Regions from separate parts of the Homo sapiens genome. Here region 1 is linked to region 2. Evidence: read pairs that join two places in POLR2A ChIA-PET (ENCODE). Cell type or tissue: OCI-LY7. All regions are shown on one strand.

The links. ChIA-PET counts read pairs that join two places held together with the same protein. Peaks named below come from ENCODE experiments on the same cell type or tissue, not always from the same donor. Only the 100,000 strongest peaks of a DNase experiment are listed, where the experiment ranks them.
Region 1: POLR2A ChIA-PET joins it to region 2 with 5 read pairs; 5 of 35 experiments call an interaction of 5 or more read pairs at or near these places.

Annotation. Positions count from the first base shown.
Region 1 is chr10:92,713,724-92,721,723 of GRCh38, forward strand. No RefSeq gene overlaps it. Among named protein-coding and RNA genes, the nearest start is that of HHEX, 28 kb to the left of the region's middle. RefSeq lists an enhancer at 6,553-7,108. In OCI-LY7, no CTCF peak of the experiment used is centred here; DNase peaks (open chromatin) are centred at 628 and 6,818; H3K27ac peaks cover 692 bases.
Region 2 is chr10:92,778,600-92,786,599 of GRCh38, forward strand. No RefSeq gene overlaps it. Among named protein-coding and RNA genes, the nearest start is that of EXOC6, 66 kb to the right of the region's middle. In OCI-LY7, no CTCF peak of the experiment used is centred here; a DNase peak (open chromatin) is centred at 3,832.

The DNA of each region.
Region 1 (8,000 bases), 65 kb before region 2:
GAATTACCATGGTCTTAGTGGCTTAAAACAATAGAATTTTATTGCCTTATAGTTCTGTGAGGCTCGAAGTCCAAATTCAAAATGTTGGCCAGCCCATACTCCCTCTGAAAGCTCTAGGAGAGAATTCTTCCTTCCTTTTTTTTTTCCTGAGACAGACCCGCTCTATTGCCTAGGCTGGAGTACAGTGGGGCAATCTCAGCTCACTGCAGCCTCTTTCTGCTGGGTTCCAGCAATACTCCTGCCCCAGGCTGCCAAGTAGCTGGGATTACAGGTGCCCACCACCTTGCCCAGCTAATTTTTGTCTTTTTAGTAGAGACAGCATTTCACTGTGTTGGCCAGGCTGGTCTCAAACTTCTGACCTTAACCTGACCTTAAGTGATCTGCCCGCCTTGGCCTCCCAAAGTACTGGGATCTTTGGGGTATCGATTTTCTTCCTGTAAACCTTTGTGGCCGGTGGCACCTTTGCCTGACTTCTTGTGTCCAGGAAGAATGAGGTACACAGACAAGTGAAAGGTGAAGAAGTCAAAGGGGAGCTTTATTTAGTGTTAGCACAGCTCAGAGGAGACCCACAGTGGGTAGCTCCTCTCTGTAGGCAGGTTGTCCCATGGAGTGTTCAGCTCTCAGCAGAGACGAGGCCCTGGAGAGGGTAGCTCCTCTCCACAGGCGGGTTGTTAAGAGCATCTCTGCTCTCAGCAGAGAGGGTAGCTCTTCTCTGCAGCTAGTCTTGCCATTGTCTCTCCATCCTCTGCCCTCTTCTTGCTGATCCCAGGGCTCAGAGGGGAGGAAGTATGTGTTGATTGGTCCATGGGCAGCCATAGGTGACCTGGAGGAGGCACAAGTCCCCACTCCAGTCTGCGGGACTGGCAGCCCAGCCCCCAGCCTTCAGGCCCTCTCTGGCCTGAAGGTGTGGCCTTACTGGAACCTGCTCCCTTCCCTCCAGGAATCTGTCTGCCTTCTGCTGCCATTCATGACCCCGGGGCTCAGCCCCAACCCTGCTTGGAGATTGGAGCAGGCACTGGGAGAGGAGAGGCCAGGCAATGGGAGCAGACAACCCCAGGCCTGCAGGTATGTTTGGGGAGGGGCCTTCTTGGGCCCCCGCGGGTGCAGGCTGCAGAGATGCCTGGGTCCTGTGCCTGGGAGGGCAGCTGCAGCTGCACTCTGGGAGCTACCACCCCTCCAACTTGGAAGCCTCTTCCTCTGCTTGTCCCTGGCTCCTGCCTGCTCTGTGGAGCAGGAGGCCCAGGTCTACAGCTGCAGGTCCAGGGGCTGCAGTTGCACCCAGGAGGGCAGATCCTGCCTGCTCCTGGCCACCCTCAAGAGTGAGGGGAGGCTTGCGTCCACAGCTGCAGTTTGGGTGCCCGTATCCCCACCCAGGGGGGCAGGGCCCCTGCCTGCTCAGTAGAGCAGGAGGCCTGGGTCTGTGGCCATGGTCAGCTGCCGTCATTGGGATGACAGTCATGAGCCACTAGCCTGACCCTTCCTTCCTCTTCTCACCTTCTGGTAGCTCCTGCAAACTTTGGAATTCCTTGGTTTGTAACTGTGTTACTCAATCTCTGCCTTTATCTGCACATGGCCTTCTCTCCTGTGTCTTTCTGTGTTTTTCCCTTTTTTTTTTTTTTTTTTTGAGACCGAGTCTTGCTCTGTCGCCCAGGTTGGAGTGCAGTGGCTCAGTCTCGGCTCACTGCAAGCTCCGCCTCCCGGGTTCACGCCATTCTCCTGCCTCAGCCTCTGAGTAGCTGGGACTACAGGTGCCTGCCACTGCGCCTGGCTAATTTTTTGTATTTTTAGTAGAGACGGGGTTTCACCGTGGTCTTGATCTCCTGACTTGGTGATTTGCCTGCCTCGGCCTCCCAAAGTGCTGGGATTACAGGCGTGAGCGACCGGTTTTTTCCTTTAAGGACACTAGTCATTAGGTTTAGAGCCCACCCTTATCAAGTATGATCTTACTTTAACTAATTATATCTGCAAAGACTCTATTTTCAAGTAAGGTCACATTTTTAGGTTCAGGATGGACATGAATTTTGGGGGGAACACTTATTCAGCCCACCCTGGTGGCTGTACCATGTCGCATTCCCTCTAGCAATGCCTGAGAGTTATAGTTGTTCCCAATCCTCACAACTTCAGGCTTAGCAACTTTAGGAGATAGAATAGTTTCATGAGAAGTCTCAGGACTGTCTCTCATTGGGCTGCCTTGGCATACATGCGTGTTCATCCTTGAACTTATCGCTACAGCCCAGACATGGAACATGATGGTTGGCCAGGATGTGGTCATATCCCTACTCCTAAAGGTAGGGATGGGGAGGGGTCAGTGCCACATGAATCACGTAAATTGATTGTGGATAAGGGGCTTCCTGGAAGAAAACTAGGGAGATGTTAACAGAAGAAGAGGAACTGAAAGATTGTCAGGTAAAAACAACTAATTTCCTCTACAAATAGGAAAGTGCCTTTTGCAACCGCTCCTTATCAGTTTCCAACAACTGCTGGAATCAAAGCAATTGATTGTTTTCTATGTGCCAGGCACTATGCCACGTGTTTTACATGGCTCCAAGTTCCCCAGCATTCCTCTGGGGAAGATTCCATTACTCTCACCTTTTTTTTTTCTTTTTTTTTTTTGAGGTGGAGTCTCGCTCTGTCACCCAGGCTGGAGTGCAGTGGCATGATTTCTGCTCACCGCAACCTCCACCTCCCAGGTTCAAGCGATTCTCCTGCCTCAGCCTCCTGAGCAGCTGGTATTACAGGCGTCTGCCATCATGCCCAGCTAACTTTTGTATTTTTAGTAGAGACAGGGTTTCACCATGTTGGCCAGGCTGGTCTTGAACGCCTGACTTGAAGTGACCGCCGACCTCGGCCTCCCAAAGTGCTGGGATTACAGGCATGATCCAACGTGGCCGGCTCACCCTTTTTACATGTAGGAAACTAAGACTTGGAGACTTTGGATAACATTGCAAAAGTCATGTAGCTATTAGGGGGTGACCCTGGATCCTGGGCCAGGTCTGCTAACATCAGTGCCCACTATACTGTCCTTGTATTTCTCCCCAGTCTCCCAACCAGCCAGTCTGTCCCTGTCTACCTTGATTTGACCCTTTCATTGACATGCATAATTTCTTGGAGTGGTAACTTTTTTTTTTTTTTTTTTTTTTTAACATTTCAGGGCTTCTCCTAGGGATAACCTCTGCTTCCTGCTGAGTTCTGGATCTAGAGCACAGGCAGGTTTCCTCCCCTTTCTCCTGTAGCTACTGAACTCTGACTTTGTAGTGGTGGAGTGTCTGGGGCCCAAGAGAGATTTCTGTCCTTCACCTGGCAATAGTAGACCGCTAATTTATATCAGAGTGTGTTTCTTGCCCCTCCCCCAGGGGCAGACAGGCACTACCTTGTCCTCAGACAAGGCTCAAAGCATGAATGGGCTTCCCTAGGTATGCCTGCTCCACCCTAAAACCTTGGCAGGTGCTGTAGGGCTGTACCACCAAGGGGGAAGGGTCTCCCAGGCCTACTGTGCTGTTTCCAGTCTTTCTCATGCATGCCGAGTAGAGGCCAGTGGAAAAGGATGGCAAGCAGATGGGGATTTCTCTGTGTCCAGCGTGCTCAGGGCTTCTAAACTGCCATGCTAGCTTATCCTTTGCCGGTAAGAATTTGTTTTCTTCTTATCCAGTTTTCTGATGATTGTCTGTTCTTCCCATTCTCTGCCAAAAGAGGAAACAGCTGGTGTGTCTTGTCCCTTTTTGGAAGGACTTGTGAGCCTTAGGAATTCAGTTCCCTTGATTGCTTTGTATAACAGCGCAATTCGCTGATGGACTAAAACAAAATTATGGTTTTGTATGTCTTATAGGTTATCCATTTTTTAATGTATTTATTTGACACATTGCGGGGTTTTTTTTTGTTTTGTTTTTGAGACAGAGTCTCACTCACTCTGTTACCCAGGCTGGTGCACAGTGGCACAATCTTGGCTCACTGCAACCAACCTCTGCCTCCCGGGTTCAAGCGATTCTCCTTCCTCAGCCTCCCGAGTAGCTGTGATTATAGGTGCCCGCCACTATGCCCAGATAATTTTTGTATTTTTAGTAGAGATGGGGTTTTGCCATGTTGGCCATGCTGGTCTCGAGCTCCCTCCTGACCTTAGGTGATCTGCCCGCTTTGGCCTCTCAAAGTGCTGGGATTACAGGCGTGAGCCACCGCGCCCGGCTGGTTATCCATTTTTCTCTTGTGTATGCCAGCCTCACAGAGTGTGGGATATGAGAAAGAAAGGATCCTAGGGTCGAATAAACTTGAGAAATTTGTCATGTCTTATCCTCTTCTGGATATTTACATGGCACATTCATATCTTAAAGACCCTGAGAATTCCTGCAAAATAGAGAAATACATATATATTGAGATGGAGTCTTGCTCTTGTTGCCCAGGCTGGAGTGCAATGGCACAATCTCGGCTCACTGCAACCTCCGCCTCCCAGGTTCAAGCAATTCTCCTGCCTCAGCCTGTCAAGTAGCTGAGATTACAGGCGTGCACCACCACACCTGGCTAATTTTGTAGTTTTAGTAGAGACGGGGTTTCACCATGTTGGTCAGGGTTGTCTCAAACTCCTGACCTTAGGCAATCCACCAGCCTCGGCCACCCAAAGTGTTGAGATTGCAGGCATGAGCCACCACACTTGGCCTTGAGAAATAAATTTAACTTTGTTTAACAAAGTGTCCCTAAAGTTTGTTTGATCATAGAACCCTTTGCTTGTGTAGCACTCATTATTTCCCTTAGAATTAATATTCTGTGAACACCGTTCGGAAAATAGAGGCTGGATGTTGATGTTTTATTGTCTGGGAACCTGGAACCAAAATAGAAAGCCAGGATCCGTAAAGATAGTAACAGAATTGTTGTGGGTATTTCTAGAACCAAAAGCCATCCTGGAGATTGGGTGGAGGTTCTGGGTGATACCGAGGCACTCAGCAACGGCCTTGGTCAGTAGTCCGTGTTTCATCTTGTATGCTATAACTTCAGAGATGGCCGGGTGTGGTCACTCACTCCTGTAATCCCAGTGCTTTGGGAGGCCGAGGCGGGTGGATCACTTGTGGTCAGGAGTTTGAGACCAGCCTGACCAACATAGCAAAACCTCGTCTCTACTAAAAATCCAAAAATTAGCTGGGCGTGGTGGCAGGCACCTGTAATCCCAGCTACTTGGGAGGCTGAGGCAGGAGAATTGCTTGAACCCGGGAGGCAGAAGTTGCAGTGAGCAGAGATTGCACCACTGCACTCCAGCCTGGACAACAGAGTGAGATTCTATCTCAAAACACAAACAAAAACAAAAACAACAAAAGACTTCAGAAAGGATACCTGGATGAATGAGACACAAAGTCAAAATAAAATGTCTGGAAGTCTCTAGATCATTCCATGGACTCTCCTTTCTGACACACCCATCTCACTCTCTGAAACCAATAAGAAATCTCTTCCTGGCCCCTGTGTTTATATGGCTTGCTCCGATGGCTGGTGCTCACCAACCCTGCTGTGGTTGGGGCAGACCCTGAATATGGAGCTGCTATGATATAGTAGGGCTGGATGCCAACCTGTTTTGTGGATCTTCATCCTAGTTGTAAATGATTTCTCAGCCTCAAATTAAAACTCCTTGGCTTCTGGGCCCTGGTCTACCCCAGGGATTTGAGAGTGGGCATTTGGTCTCTCTGCTCTGTGCCCCTCAGTTCCATCACCATCCCTTGAAGTAGCCTAGACACCTGTTGTTTTCAGCTCCTTGCACCCTTTTTATTTTTGCTCATGGGACACCACCTCTCTCCTCCATCCCATATTCAGGTGGGTCTGCCCGTCCATAATTGCTGGTAGGGACCAAAGCTGGGGTTCAAACCCAAAGGGTCTGATTCCAAAACCCACTTTCATAAAAATTACTCTAGCTTGCTTCTTGGTACCAAATTACATTGCTTTTCATTGCATTTAATTTTTAATACTCTAGATCGTGAAATACACTACAGAGTTTCTCTCCAGTCATTTGGATAACCACATGTCAGACAATATCTGAGTCAAGGTTTAAAATTACAGAAAATAAACCAAAGTTCTCATCTCACAACAGGGAAAAGTATCATCTTACTAGTTTTAATGGTGGCAAAAAATTAAGGTTCTGTTTGAAAAATTATTTTTTCTCTAAGATCCTTAGTCCTTTTTATTCCTCAACTACATCAGCTAAAATGTGGCCATGTATGATGATTATGGAAGTGAAGAGCTTTTTCTGAAGGATACTAACCTAATTACTCTGGAAATATCAACCATGAATCAAGAAGTATATTATGACTTAATTGTTCATTGCACAAAATTTAGATAATCACTCATTTCTTCCATGCCTTCCCTCTCTCCATCTAGAAGCGTATTTAACTAAGTAATCAGGGGTACTAACTATTCACAGCCTAGGCAAGTGTAGGGAAATAACCACCTTAATAACACATTGGCAGCCTCAGAAATGGCTGGCTATGAATAAGCACATAGCACTTAGTCTGCTCCTTCTTATGTGTTTGCCAATACATTTGCAATTTCATGCACAGTTTTAAATGTTAAGCATTAATCTGAAATGGGCACTGAAGCATCAGTAAAGTCTACAATTTGCCCCCTTTAATGAAAATGCTAGATATAGATTTAATGCAAAACTAAACATTTGGCTCAATATGTTCTACTCCAGTAAATTAGCTAGTGTTTGTCATCTTTTTAAAAAAACAGGGGCTGAATGCCTCATTTCACATGGTTTTGTTAGGGACAGATAGAAAGCTGATAAACAACCCATTTGTTCTATGACAGTAGCTCCTCGTCACACTACTGAAGTTAAGCTTCAGTGCTCATTTCCTTTACAAATCCTGTTGTGAGTTTAAGTGGCCTGCTGTTGAATATTTGACTGAAGTGTAGCCTTGACAAGAGTGTTTTCCCAGAGGAATACAGACGAAGCTTTTTTGGACAGTGGCCCTAGAGCAGTGGATTCTGAAATGACTCAGTGAACCTGAAAGGGAACAGAGCATCAGGGAGCCCTACTGTGCGCTATTTGAAACTGTCAGAGATGTTATCCCACAACAGCCTGAACAGGTTCATGTAATTGCCCTCTACTTGGCCAGATGAGGAAACCGAGGGCTAGAGATGAAGCTGTGTAGCTAGGAAGTGATGAAACCTGGATTTGACCCCACTCACTATTTCACACTGTCTGGCAGCTGGGAGCTGCCCTTCCTATATCTCTACCAGTGGTGCATTATTTGTCATTCAAGGAGCTTACACATGCCACCTCCTCCAGGAAGTCATTGCTGATTGCTCACTATTAACCATCCTTCTTATGTGTTTTTATTGTACTTTATCTGTTTCCAATGTAGTCCTTAGGACATTCTGCCTTTTGGTACATTAATTTAATACCTATCTGACTCTTTATAAGAGAAAGGGCTATCTCTTACATTGACCTTGTATATACTGCAGGACTTTCACTATCAAAGGCACTCGATAAATGTTCATTGAGGCTGGGCATGGTGGCTCACACTCCTAATCCCAGTACTTACAGTGGCCAAGGTGGAAGGATCACTTGAGGCCAGGAGTTTGAGACCAGCCTGTGAAACATAGCAAGATCTCATCTCTGCAAAAAAAAATTTTTTTTGAGACAGAGTCTCTCTGTGGCCAGGCTGGAGTGCAGTGGTGCAATCTCAGCTCACCGCAACCTCTGCCTCCCAGGTTCAAGTGATTCTCCTGCCTCAGCCTCCCAAGTAGCTGAGACTACAAGCTCGTGCCACCACGCCCGGCTAATTTTTCTATTTTTAGTAGAGACAGGGTTTCACCATGTTGGCCAGGATGGTCTCGATCTCCTGACCTCGTGATCCACCCGCCTCAGCCTCTCAAAGTGCTAGGCTTACAGGCATGAGCCACTGCACCCAGCCAAAACTTTTTTTAAAAAAATTAGCCAGGCGTGGTGGGGGGCACCAGTAGTCTGAGCTACTCAGGAGGCTGAGGTGGGAGGATCGCTTGAGTCCAGGAGGTTGAGGCTGTAGTGA
Region 2 (8,000 bases):
TAGTAGGTGTTATTTATTAAGTGTATATAGTGGCTAGTAAATACACCATTTACTAGCCGCTATATAGTTCTGTGTGGAATATAAATTTCCCGTGTGGAACCAGTGATCAAATTGCTCTTGAAGATATAAAATAATGTATGCTACATGTACATGTTCTTTGCCCATAGGAGGACTCCAATTAATGGGGAATGAATAAATGAATATGAACAATTGCACGGGTGGTGAAACTCAGAGTGTGATTTCTAGGCGTAAGGATTGAAGTTCCACCGTTCATGGGTACACACTTTATATCATCTCTTTAACCAATGTCCCAACTCTCATTGTGATGCACTTTATATTTAGAAGACAGCCGGGTAACTCCCTTTTTCTTTCCTCTCATGCATACTTTAAATTTTCATTATGGAAGGTATTATTCAAATTTTAGACCTTTCTATTTGATTTTAGTAATGTAAGACAAAATATGAGCAAGTAAGGGAATGGAATTTATATTTATATACTATCTACTATGTGCCAGGCTCTTTTTACATGGTATATCTCATTACTTTTTCGCAAGAAAACTTTATGAGGATACAGAGAGTATCTACAAATAAAATTTACAGAAAACGTGCAAGACCCTTATGACAAAAATTATGAACCCTTCTCAAAAGATACTACGGTTTGAATGTGTGTCCCCTACAAAATTCATGTTGAAACTTAACCCTTATTGTGGTGGTATTAAGAGGTGGGGTCTTTTTGGGAGGTGATTACATCGTGAGGCCTTGGCCCTTATGAATGGATTAGTGCCTTATTAAAGAGCCGGAGGAAACTAGCTTAGGCACCTTTTTACCTTTCCATCTCTTCTCCTTTTCCTCCGTGTGAAGACGCAGCATTCAAGGTGCCATCCTGGAAGCAGAGACCCAGCCCCCGCCAGACACTGAACTTGCCTGTACCTTCATTTTAAACTTCCCAGACTCCAGAATTGTGAGGAAATACATTTCTGTTTTTTTAATAAATTACCCAGTCTCAAATATTTTGTTATAAAAGCACAAATGGACTGAGATGAAGACCTAAATCAAGTGAGATATGCCATACTCATAAATGGGAAGACTCATTATGAAAATAACGTCATGTTTTTCTAATTTAATCTATAAATTTAATGCAATTAAAATAAAAATTCCTGTACAGTTTTTCATAGATCTTGAGGAGCTCAGAAATTCATATGAAAGAGCAAATATCCAAGATTCATCAAGACAATATTGAAAAATAACATAGTGGTACTCATCCTATTAGACATGAAAACTTGTTATAAAGCTACAGTAGTTAAACAATATCATTTTTACCTTGAGAGAGACAAATAGACAGATGGAACGGAATTGAGAACCCAGAAATAAAGCCAAATATCTAAAGATATCTATCCTGTAATAATAGCACTTTGGGAGGCTGAGGTAGAAGAATCATTTGGGGCCAGGAGTTTAGACCAGCCTGGGCAACATAGTGAGTCCTTGCCTCTACAAAAAAAATTTTTAATTAGCTGGGCATAGGGGTGCATGCCTGTAGTCCCAGATACTGGCCAGGTGTGGTGACCCACAGCTGTAATCCCAGCACTTTGGGAAGCTGAGGTGGGAGGCCGTTTGAGCCCAGGAGTTTAAGGCTGCAGTCAGCCATGATTGTGCCACTGCATTACAGCCCAGGCAACAGAGCTAGACTCTGTCTCCCAGAAAAAAAGAGGTAAAAGAAACCTGATATATGATAGAGGAGACATTATAATCAGTAAGGAAAAAGAAAGAACCAGTCAATAAATGATGACCCAATTGTTTATCCATACAGAATACAGAAAAACCATTTTTGACTCCTACCACATAACCACAAACAATAAGTTCCATGTGGATTAAAGATATCTAAATGTGAAACTCAAAAAAATCAACCATAAAGGAAAACAATGGACAAATACGATTATTTTAAAATATAAAACTTTTGCATGCCCAAAGATACCAAAACAAAGTAAAAAAAATCACACTGGAAGAAGATATTTGCAATGCAATAAATAATAAATTAATGACACCTAGAATACTTAAAGAACTTCTAAAATAAGAGGCTGGGCATAGTGGCTTATGCTTATAATCCCAGCACTATGGGAGGCTGAGGAATGAGGATTGCTTGAGCCCAGGAATTTCAAGACCATCCCTAGCCTAGGCAACACTGTGAGACCTCATTTCTACAAAAAATTGAAAAAGTAGCTTGGTGTGGTGGTATGCACCTGTAGTCCCAGCTACTTTGGAGGCTGAGGCAGGAGAATTGCTAGAGCCCAGAAGTTTGAGACTGCAATGAGCTATGATCATGCCACTGTACTCCAGCCTAGGTGACAGAACAAGATTCTGTCTCAAAAAAAGATAGGAAAAAGACAAAAACCCAGTAGAAAATAGGCAAATATATAAGCAGAAGGAGAAATACAAATAGCTATTAAACATATAAGAAGAGGCTGGGTGCGGTGGCTCATGCCTATAACCCCAGCACTTTGGGATGCTGAGGTGGGAGGATCACCTGAGGTTGGGAGTTTGAGACCAGCCTGGCCAACATGGTGAAACCCCGTCTCTACTAAAAATACAAAAATCAGCCAGGCCTGGTGGCACATGGTGGTGCATCCCAGCTACTTGGGAGGCTGAGGCAGGATAATCGCTTGAACCTGGGAGGGGGAGATTGCAGTGAGCTGAGATTGCACCACTGCCCTCCAGCCTTGGCAACAGGGCGAGACTCCATCTCAAAAAAAAAAAAAAAAAAAAAAAAAAAAAAAAAAATCTTTGCACTCATTCTCCAAGCCTAGGTATGGTCCAATTCTTCCAGTACACCAAGGCAAGAAACCCCGGGGTACAGAAAGCCCTCTGTCCTTGCAACAAGGTAGAGGGTCTAATTAAGCTAACACAAGCCGCCCATAGATGGCAAACTAAGAGTACCCTGTAACACACATCCACTGGGGCTTAAGGAGCTGTAAACATTCGCCGCTAGACACTGCCATGGGGTCGGAACCCCACAGCCTGCCCATCTGTATGCTCCCCTAGAGGTTTGAGCAGCAGGGCACTGAAGAAGCGACCCCCACCCCCACCACACACCCAGTTGGGGGACAAGGGAACCTTTCCCGTTTCAGTGATAAGAGAAAATTCCACTGACAAAATGGAAATTGGGCTGTATAGGTAAGAAAGAATATGTCAAAGGAGCCCTGTCTTTTAGGTATAGAATAAAAAAGTCAAGCCAGGAGAAGATGCACCTTTTAAGGAATATCAAAGTGAATAGCATTAACTTTCCAGCTCTAGCAAGTGAAAAGAAGGAACGGCAACACTATCACCAATAAAGAATGCCTTTAAACTCGTAAGATGGTGAGGAGAAAAAGAGACCTTTAAATATTTTTTGCTCATTTAAAAAATTTCCTTCTTTCTGAGAAAATGCCCTGTGACTAGAAAACTAGAATAATCTGAAATGAAAAAGCAGCCAAACAGTACAGACTAGGAAATGGTGGTTTGTAAGTCATCACCTCTTAAGTGCTGGCTTCATGTTCTACTTTTAGAACATAATCAAAGCTAGGTACTCTCTTTCCACAAAAATGCACACTATATCCCCCAAATTTTGCACACAGTTTTAGGGATTCACACACATTTTGATAAACAATCCATGGACACTCTCATCCCCAACATAGGGATCCATGGATGCTAGGTTAAAATCCTTCTTTTAGGGTGGGCGCAGTGGCTCACACTTGTAATCCCAGCACTGGGAGGCTGAGGCCGGCAGATCACTTGAGGTCAGGACTTTGAGACCAGCCTGGGCAACCTGGTGAAACCCTGACTTCACTAAAAATACAAAAATTAACCAGGCGTGGCGGCATGTGCCTGTAATCATAGCTACTCAGGAGGCTGAGGCATGAGAATTGCTTGAATCCAGGAAGCGGAGGTTGCAGTGAGCCGAGATCATACCACTGCACTCCAGCCTGGGTGACACAGCTGGACTTCATCTAATAAATAAATAAATAAATAAATAAAAATAAATAAATAAATAAATAAATCCCTCTTTTAAAGAAATAGATTCAGTAATGTCATCAATAGGCACATCCTGGCTATTGCTGGTGGTATGTATGTATTCTCAAATATTACTACACTGAAACAGTGGAAATGGGATGCCCAGATGACAACAAAAAGTTGGGGCAGGGGAGACAGGGAAATGACAAGTAGAAGGATGGTGAGTTTTGGTGTTAGACAAACACGGGTTTGAATCCCACTCTGTTGTGTGACCTTTATGAAGGTATTTAACTCTTTAAGTCAGCCTCACTTTCCCCATCTGTAAAATATAGACTAACTATAGTGTCAATTTCATGGGATTCTTGTAAGAATTCAACAGGATAATTAATATACACAAGACTATTAAACCCAGTGTCTTGTCATACTTTAAACAGCTTAAAAAATGATAGCTATTTATTATTGACCAGAACGTCACAAATTGGCTATTTTATTTTTGAGACAGTCTTGCTCTGTTTGTTGCCCAGGCTGAAGTGCAGTGGTATGATCTCGATTCACTGTAAGCTCTGCCTCCCAAGCTCAAGTGATTCTTGTGCCTCAGCCTCCTGAGTAGCTGGGACTACAGGCGTATGCCACCACACCTGGCTAATTTTTGTATTTTTAATAGACAGTGTTTTACCATGTTGGCCAGGCTGGTCTCAAACTCCTGGCCTCAAATGATCTGCCCACCTCAGCCTCCTAAAATGCTGGGATTACTTACAGGTGTGAGCCACAATGCCCAGCCAGTTAGTTTAATTTTCTTTCCCAAAATAATTTTAGAACAATGATTTACATAATTAAAAGAGAACTTGTGGCTGGATGTAGTGGCTCATACTTGCAATCCTCATACTTTGGGAGGCTGAGGTGGGAGGATCTCTTGAGGCCAGGAGTTTGAGACCAGCATGGACAACATAGCAAGACCCCCATCTTTACAAATAAAACAAAGAAAATTAGTCTGGCATGGTGTCACACACCTGTAATCCTAGCTACTTGGAAGGCCAAGGCAGGAGGATAGTTTGAGCCCAGGAGTTTAAGGCTGCAGTGAGCTATGACCACACCACTGCACTCCAGCCTGGGTGACAGAGCAAGACCTTGTCTCAAAAGAAGAGAGAGAGAGAGAGAACTTGTTAACTTATTATCCATATAGCTTTGTGGGAAAAGACATCCTTCTATTCTAAAATGAATGTCTGTGTCATGTGCTAGGCAATCACAGCCATATTCCAAGTCTGCTCTTCCTCCCTTGACCTCTGCCACCCTGGTCTTGGTTTTCATCATCTTTCCCTGGGATTCTTCAATAGCCTCTTCACTTGCTTCCCAGTAACTCTCCAACACATGTAGAATAAGGCCCCTCTTAAAAGGCTCTCATATATAATCTGGCCCCCAGATAGGTCTTCCAACCCACCTCCTTCTCTCTTTCTACTCTGGTCATACCCACCTCCACGCTGTTTCCCCGGTACTACACTCCTTTCCTTTCCTGAGCATTGCCTCTTGCTGGTCCCTTTACCTGTGGTTCTCTTACTTCAGAGATCTACATGGCTTGCTCTGTCCTTTCAGTCAGGTCTCTGCTCAAACTTCACTCCCTCAGAGAAGGCTTCTCTGACCAACTCATCTAAGATGGCACCTCATTGCCCCATCCCTCTCTATTCCCTTACCTGTCTTATTTTTCTTCATAGCACCTTCCATATCCCCACTGTTTTGTTTTGTTTTGTTTTGTTTTGAGACAGGGTCTCACTCTGTCATCCAGGCTAGAGTGCAGTGGCACCCTTATGGCTCACTGCAGCCTTTATATCTGGGCTCAAGCAATCCTCCCACCTCAGTCTCCCGAGTAGCTGAGACTACAGGTGCACACCACCATGCCCAACTAATTTTTGTGGGTTTTTTTTTGTGTAGAGACAGGGTTTTGCTATGTTGCCCGGGCTGGTCTTGAACTCCTGGGCTCAAGCGATTCTGCTGCCTTGGCCTCACAAAGTGTTGTTGGGATTACTTATGTGAGCCACTACACCGAGCCTGTATCTTGACATTTTATCACACATTTAGTTATAATTTTTTTTTGAGACAGAGTCTCTCTCTGTCACCCAGGCTAGAGTGCAGTGATGCAATCTCAGCTCACTGCAACCTCCACCTCCCAGGTTCAAGCAATTCTTCTGCCTCAGCCTCCCAAGTAGCTGGGACTACAGTCACGTGCCACCATGCCCAGGTAATTTTTGTATTTTTAGTAGAGACGGGGTTTCACCCTATTTGTCAGGCTGGTCTCGAACTCCTGACTTCAGGTGATCCATTCACCTTGGCTTCCCAAAATGCTGGGATTACAGGTGTGAGTCACCATGCCTGGCCTCTACTTATAATTTTATTGTCCGCCTCTCCCTCCATTGAAAGCAAGGATTTGGTTTTATTTCCTGCCTAGCACAGAGCCTCGCACTTAGGAGATGCTCTGCAAACGTGTGGATGAAGGAAAGAGTGAACGAGGAAGCGAGGGAAGAAGTACAAATCTGGTCTTTGTTTCTGCCTCCTGTGGCTCTTGCTTTAACAAGCTTGGAAATTCCACACCAATATTTCCCCAGCTGGCGGGAAGCTCCGAGGGAGGTGGGATGGCACCTGCTAAGGTGGGGTGCCTGTCAGTGCAACCCCTGCCCGCCGACCTCTCCACAGCCGTGGCAGTGCCCTTCTTTCCTCCTGAATCCTCCCTAATGGACCCTTTAAATAGCACTGGACCCAGGACTGACCTCTCAAAACTCTCCTCGGTTCCTTGATTTAATGAGAATCTTTGCCTTTCCAGCCAAGAACAATGTCACTGGACTTCTGTTTCCTGACCTTTTAGAAAACCCAAGGATGTGGGACAAAAGTCTCACTACAGTTAGCCAGGTCGGTTCTGCTCTGCTGCTGCTCTGCTCTGGATAATCCGTCTTCTTAGCCTGACCAGAGTTTTTCTTAATAAAATTAGTATTGTGCACTCTGATCTCTCGAGGTGTTTGAAAATTGGTTGTATTAATTTTTTCCCTTGTATTTTCGTGGGCACCAAAATTAAGCTTACTGGTCTTCTTCATTTCTCCTTTATAACATAGTCAACATGTAGCTCTTTTTCAACCTTTTGTATGAATTTGAAAGCATTTTGGAAGGGTAGCTGTTATATAATAATCATGACATTTACTTATGTCGGAGGCAGGACGATTACTTGAGCCCAGGAGTTTGAGACCTGCCTGGGCAACACAGGAAGACACTGTCTCTACAAAAAAAATTTAAAAATTAGCTGGGTATGGTGGCATGCACCTGTGGTCCCAGCTGCTCAAGAGCCTAAGGTGGGAGGATCACCTGAGCCTGGGAGATAGTGGTTGCAGGGAGCTGTGACTGCACCATGGCTGCATTTGATTGCAAGTTGTTTTAGCAACATGATTGCATTTAAAGTTATTTAAAAGTTTATAGGCTGACCATGGTGGCTCACACCTGTAATCCCAGCAATTTGGGAGGCCGAAGCGGGTGGGTCACCTGAGGCCAGGAGTTCAAGACTAGCCTGGGCGATGAAGCAAGACTGTCTGAAAAATAAATAAATAAATAAATGAATAAAAGTTTATAACAGTGTTTATAGTTACAATTTATTAAGCACCTACTATGTGCAGCTGTTGTACCAAGAGTATCACATTGATTATCTCACTTAGTCCAATTAACAATCCTATGACATGGGCTATAATAACTAGCACTTATTGTGTGCCAGTTAACCTATTACATATATCACATTATTACACATATTATTTCACTTAATTCTCTCAGTAACTCGATGGCAAAGGTAATGTGATTATCCCCATTTTGCAGATGAAGGATCTGAGGCTCAGAGAGGTGTATTTTTCTGCTAGGGCTGCCGTAAGAAATGATACAAACTGGGTGCCTTTAACAACAGGAATTTATTTTTCTCACAGTTCTGGAGGCTGGAGGTCCAAGATTAAGGCGCCTCCAGGGTTGGCTTCTGATGAGGCCTCTTTTCCTGGC